2 separate regions of the Homo sapiens genome follow, and region 2 is linked to region 1. Evidence: read pairs that join two places in POLR2A ChIA-PET (ENCODE). Cell type or tissue: GM12878. All regions are shown on one strand. Links, peaks and the distances in the headings refer to the core of each region. The heading gives the core; the rest is flanking DNA. Region 1 overlaps CYFIP2 (cytoplasmic FMR1 interacting protein 2). Region 2 has its middle 49 kb from the start of TIMD4.

Region 1 (2,921 bases), core at 99-2,598:
TGTAGTTTTGAGTATGTTTTGAAATCAGGAAGTGTGAGTCTTCCATTTTTGTTCAGTTCCTCCCACCCCCAAGATTGTCTTGATTATCCTGAGTGAGTCCCTTGAATTTCCATATGAATTTTAGGATCAGCTTGTCAATTTCTGCAAAGAAACCAGATGAGATTTTCATAGAGATTATGTTGAATCTGTAGGTTAGTTTGGGCAGTATTGCCGTGTTAACAATATTAAGCCTTCCAACCTATGGACATGGGATATCTTTTTATTTATTTAGGTCTTTAATATTTTCAACAAGGTTTTATTGCTTTCAGAGTGTATGTTTTGTACTTATTTTGTTAAGTTTATTTCTAAGTATTGTATTATTTTTGATGCTACTATAAATAGAACTGTTTTCTCCATTTTATTTTCATATTGTGCATTGCTGGTATATAGAGATACTACTGATTTTTATATGCTGATATTGTATCCTACAAACTTGCTGAACTTGTTTATGACTTTCAATAGTTTTTAGTGGATTTTTCTTGGATTTTCTATAACAAGACTATGTTATCTGCAAATAGGAATAGTTTTACTTTTTCCTTTCTAATCTAGATGTCTTTTATTTAATTTTCTTGCATAATTACCTTGGCTAGAACTGCCAGTACAATGTTGAATAGAAATGCTAAGAGCAGACTTATTTGTCTTGTTCTTGATCTTGGTGAGAAAGCATTAAGTCTGATATTAGCTAAGAGTTTTTTGTGGCCACTTATTGTCAAGTTGAGGATATTCTCTAATCCTAGTTTTTTGAGTGTTTTTATCATGAAGGCGTTGAGATTTTGTCAAATGCTTTTTCTGTGTGTATTGAGATGATATGGTTTCTGACCTTTATTGCTATAGCTTATTACGTTAATTGATATTCTGATGTTAATGTTAATCCAATCTTAACATTCCTGGGATAAATCTCACTTGTTCATGATGCATAATCTTTTTTATATGTTTCTGGATTCAGTTTTGCTGAGGCACTAACTTTTATCGAGCACTTTCTACCAGCCAAGCCATTTACATGGACTAACTCATTGAGTTTTCAAAGCCTAAGAGATAGGAACTATCATTATCCCTTATACCAAAATGAAGAGAGTGAGGCTCAGAAAGGTTATGTCACCTACTCAAGGTCACACAACTAGGTATTGGCAGAGGTAAGATTCTAACTCAAGCTATCCAGTTCACCTCCACACTAAAATGCCTCTCATATGGATATCAGTGGTGGACATGGGATGATTTTCAGATAATACCCAGACCTGTGTTTATGTTCATTACTATGTTTTTTATGGCTCCTCTGTTTATGGCATATAATATTAGTTTTCTCTCTGTGATTGTGATATAAAGCTTCCTTCTAAAATGAAAAGTGGCAAAAAAGAGAATCCCTAGAAAAAAATATTAAGTAAGAATTATCCTGGCAGTTTATGGATATGACTATGTATTCTATGCTGATTTAAATTATCTGTATGGGTTTTTTCTCTTTTTCTTTTTTTTTTTTGTGACAGAGTCTCGCTTCGTCACCCAGGCTGGAGTACAGTGGCTCAATCTCAGCTCACTGCAACCTCCACCTCCCAGGTTCAAGCAATTCTGCCTCACCCTCCCGAGTAGCTGGGACTACAGGTGCGCACCACTATGCCCAGCTAATTTTTGTATTTTTATTAGGGATGAGGTTTCACCATGTTGGCCAGGCTGGTCTCGAACTCCTGACCTCAGGAGATCCGCCCATCTTGGCCTCCCAAAGTGTTGGGGTTACAGGCATGAGCCACTGAGTCTGGCCTTATCTGTGTAGCCACCAAGTCCGGTCTTATCTGTGTAGCCACCGAGTCTGGCCTTATCTGTGTTATTAATAGTGAAGGAGAAGGAATGGAAAAACTAGAAGTAAGGACATGGCCAACTTCAGGTCGTCTCCTCTCTCCTATGTTGTCAGGAGATTGAGGTGTGTTCATGAATTCTTTCATTCAGTACTTCCCCAGTGCCTAATCTGTTTGCAGCACTCTGCTAAGGTCTCTGCATTTTCAGTGATAGGTAAGAAAATGGTCCCTGACCTTGAGGAGCTTTCACATGCATGGTTCTACTCCAGAGAGGGCATGTTATGTTTTATTTCATGGGCAAACTCAGATTGATTGCTGGTGGCTTCCTGGAGCTCAGTATTTCATGAGGATTCTGAAGCTGTCTGTGGACTTAGTGGAAAATAGAGTCATTACCAATTAGCAATGTCTGTCCTGGCATGGGAGGAAGAAGTAGCAGTATTTGGGTTTTATTCTGGGGCCAAGAAAACATCATAGAGTGCATTTACACAAACCTGGATGGCATAGCCTACTACACACCTAGGCTATATGGTATATAGCCTATTGCTCCTGGGCTGCAAACCTGTACGGCATGTTCTTGTACTGAATACTGTAGGCAATTGCAACACAGTGGGAAGTATTTGTGTATCTAAACATAGAAAAGGTACAGTAAAAATATGATATTATAATCTTATGGGAACACCATCATATATATGATCCACTGTTGACTGAAGCATCATTATGAGGCAAATGACTGTAAATTTTTTTAATAGGAACAACCTAAATCTCCCTTTTATTTATTTTTATATTTATATATCTATATAATATTTTCTTTGTAGTAATATATGTATACATATGTGTATATATATGTATATGTGTGTGCAGTATGTTTGTGTGTGTGTACGTATACTTATATAGCCTCTGGCTGGAGCGCCATACGGACATGGAAAATATTTCCTGGCCTCTTGATGTTCATGAAACACAAAGGTGACAATTACCTAATCTTTCTAGCTTGCCAGAGTTGTGTTCTTCTTGAGGAAGGAAAAAGCAGCCAAACTGGGAAAAAAATATGTTTGGCACCTTTCAAAAAGGTACAAAACCAGGTGTGGTCTAGAAGAA
Region 2 (2,921 bases), core at 296-2,795, 360 kb before region 1:
TAATTGTGTATATTTATGGGGTACAAGGTGATGTTTTGATCTATGGATCAGGCATCAGTATTTTTTAAGTTTCTCCATGTGATTCCAGTGTGCAGCTGAGTTTGAAAATCAATGCTTTAGACCAGGACTTCTCAAACTTTAATGTGCACATGAGTGACCTAGAGATCCTAGATGTTACAAGGTGAATTCTGATTCATAGGATCTATGGTAGGGCCTGGGATTCTGCATTTCTAATATGCTCCCAGGTGATGACAAAACTGCTGGTCTGAATCTCACACTTCGAATAGCAAGGGTCTAGATATAAAATGTAGATCTAGTAGTAGTCTATTCTAACAGCGGATCTGAACAAACTAAATTCCATTTGGGTTCAACTGCAAAGTCACAGGAAAAGTGATCACTGCAATAAAGTCAAGAGCAGGGGCTGTGAGTGAGAGAACTGAGAGGATGGTTGTTTTTGATCTCTAGTTTATAGACTTAGGTTGACCAACCATCCAAGAGAAGCCATCTTTGCAAAATTATAACGATGAGAGAAATCTGACACAGTCGACCCCATTTTGCATAACTGACATATTTTGACCCCATAGTTTCCACAATCCCTTATTGCTCAGGAGTCATATGGCCAGAGATCACAAGGTTTGCGACTTCCCCAGTTGCTCATCTAGGTAACATCACTACTGTAGAAACTAAGATTGGTTTTTTGAAATATTTTTTCAACAGATCCCACCCGGCCTTGTGACTCATGATTCACCCGGTCCTGTGGCCCCACCCAGAGTTGGACTCAGCACACAAAGAAGTGTTCCACACCCCTATGATTTCATCCCCAATTTATCAGCAGCACCCTTTCCCTAGACCCCTGCTCTCCAAACTGTCCATAAAAACCCTAACCTTCAAGCCTTTGGGGAGATTGATTTGTATAATAACTCTATTTCCCATGTGGCTGGCGTCATGTCCATTAAACTTTTTCTCTACTGCAATGCCGTGTTCTCAATGAACTGGTTTTGTCTGTGCAGATGGCACAGGAAGAACCTATTGGGTGATTACACCAGTTTGCCCAGGACTGAGGGGTTCCTGGCATGTGGGACTTTGAGTTTTAAAACCAAGAAAGCCCAGAGCAAATTGAGACAAGTTGGTCACCATAGTTATGGTGCTGCTAGGAGAGCAGCAGAGCAGCCAAGCTGTGCGCTTTTTGCATTCTGATTCCTCTTCCTGGGGGCAGCAGCCCACTATAAAGCCAGGGGTGTGCTAAGATAGATGGCTTACGGAAAAGGAACGCTGAATTGCATGGCCACACCAACAAGAACTTAATTACATGACTCCAGAAGGGCAATAACAGGGCAGATTCTGTGAAAACTCCAGAATCTTAGCCACAGAGACAAGTCTAGAAAACACAGTTTAGTGCTTTGCTCTAGCACTGGTTAACTGTGGGACCTGGGCAACTCATGCCCCCTTTCTGAGCCTCAGTTTCCTTGGCTGAAAATGGGAGTGAAACTGACAGATGTGTGCGAGTCTTTGCTGTGCTCCCACCCCATTATTTCACATACAGTATGGATAATGCATATAACCGCACAATAGCACCTTTTCAGCACAAGCAGCAAATCCACCTTCTGTTTTGCGAGCAGCCATTTCCAGTGCTCCCCAAACTCCCTCTGGATAGCATTAGCATTCATCTTATTCGGGAACACTTCCCTTCACTGTCCTTTGATGCTCAGAGAGCTGAGAACTCACAGTGCTTTTTTTTTTTAAGGCTGTAACATATTTACAAATCTAAATGAAGCTCTATTTCCAGACCCAGTCTTTCGGTTTTGAGTGGCTTCCTCCTTCTGCTCTCACCTCCACCCAGGGAGCCCACTTCTCAACTTCCTGTTTTCTTTAGAGAGACAAAGAGTCTCCCCAGCCACCCATTGCTGGATTCCTGTTAACCTTTCATTAAGCCTGCTGACAGCTGGCTTTAGCTCTTCATGAGTTAGTTCAACACATTCCCATTTAAATGTGTCCCACCTGGCTTCATTAAGTTTCCTGCCAGGTTCTCCCTTTACAGCTTCCTCTGCAAATGCAAATCAGATTCTGAGTAAATAATATGGGGACAAGGGAAGATTGAGCTATAATGGGGTTGTAACTGGAAAGCCATTGATATACTCAGGTTGCTGTGGATCAGAGGACACTGAAATCCATTTGAGTCCAATGCAGGTCAGTGTTACAGAGCCATATGCATGAAGTCTGGAATTGGAGCCCTCACTGTGAAGTACAGGGTAGTGGTTAGAGTGTGGAGTCCTTCAAGCCTGGTTCAAAACCTGGCTCTGCTACAGGAGATTGGACGACGTGACCTTGAGCAAGTTCCTTCACCTGCCTGTGCTTCTGTTTTCTTAGCTCCAAAGCCAAAATAATATACCCGCTTTATTGAGCTGCTGTCAGGAGTCAATGAGATAATTGCCTTGAAACAGTTAATAGAGTACCCAGAATATAATAGGTGCTCATTACAAATTGATAGTATCTCCTGTGTTTAGCCTAGAAAGGCCATGGTGAGGAATTAGGTTGCTTTAAATTGAGCTTGCATGCGGCCCAGGATGGCTTTGAATGTGGCCCAATACAAATTGGTAAACTTTCTTAAACATTATGAGATTTTTTTTGCGATTTTTTTAGCTTATTAGTTATAATTAGTGTTCGCGTATTTTATGTGTGGCCCAAGATAATTCCTTTACTTCCAGTGTGGCCCAGGGAAGCCAAAAGATTGGAAACTCCTGCTTTAAATTGTGAGGTTTGATTGTGGATCCACCATATAATCATTAGCTGTAAGAAGCACATACTGCATCACATTCCTTCCTTATGGAAATGGAAAAACAACATTGATTCCATTCGATTGCATTACCTTTTTGTTTGTTTGTTTGTTTTTTGAGACAGACACAGTCTTAATCCGTTTCCCA

What was found. ChIA-PET counts read pairs that join two places held together with the same protein. Peaks named below come from ENCODE experiments on the same cell type or tissue, not always from the same donor. Only the 100,000 strongest peaks of a DNase experiment are listed, where the experiment ranks them.
Region 2: POLR2A ChIA-PET joins it to region 1 with 5 read pairs; 3 of 35 experiments call an interaction of 5 or more read pairs at or near these places.

Annotation. Positions count from the first base shown.
Region 1 is chr5:157,275,539-157,278,459 of GRCh38, forward strand. All of the region lies in intron 1 of CYFIP2 (cytoplasmic FMR1 interacting protein 2), which reads left to right. Among named protein-coding and RNA genes, the nearest start is that of CYFIP2, 11 kb to the left of the region's middle. In GM12878, for the core only: no CTCF peak of the experiment used is centred there; no DNase peak of the experiment used is centred there.
Region 2 is chr5:156,912,373-156,915,293 of GRCh38, forward strand. No RefSeq gene overlaps it. Among named protein-coding and RNA genes, the nearest start is that of TIMD4, 49 kb to the right of the region's middle. RefSeq lists enhancers at 236-1,435, 1,436-2,381. In GM12878, for the core only: no CTCF peak of the experiment used is centred there; a DNase peak (open chromatin) is centred at 1,809; H3K4me3 peaks cover 602 bases; H3K27ac peaks cover 2,146 bases.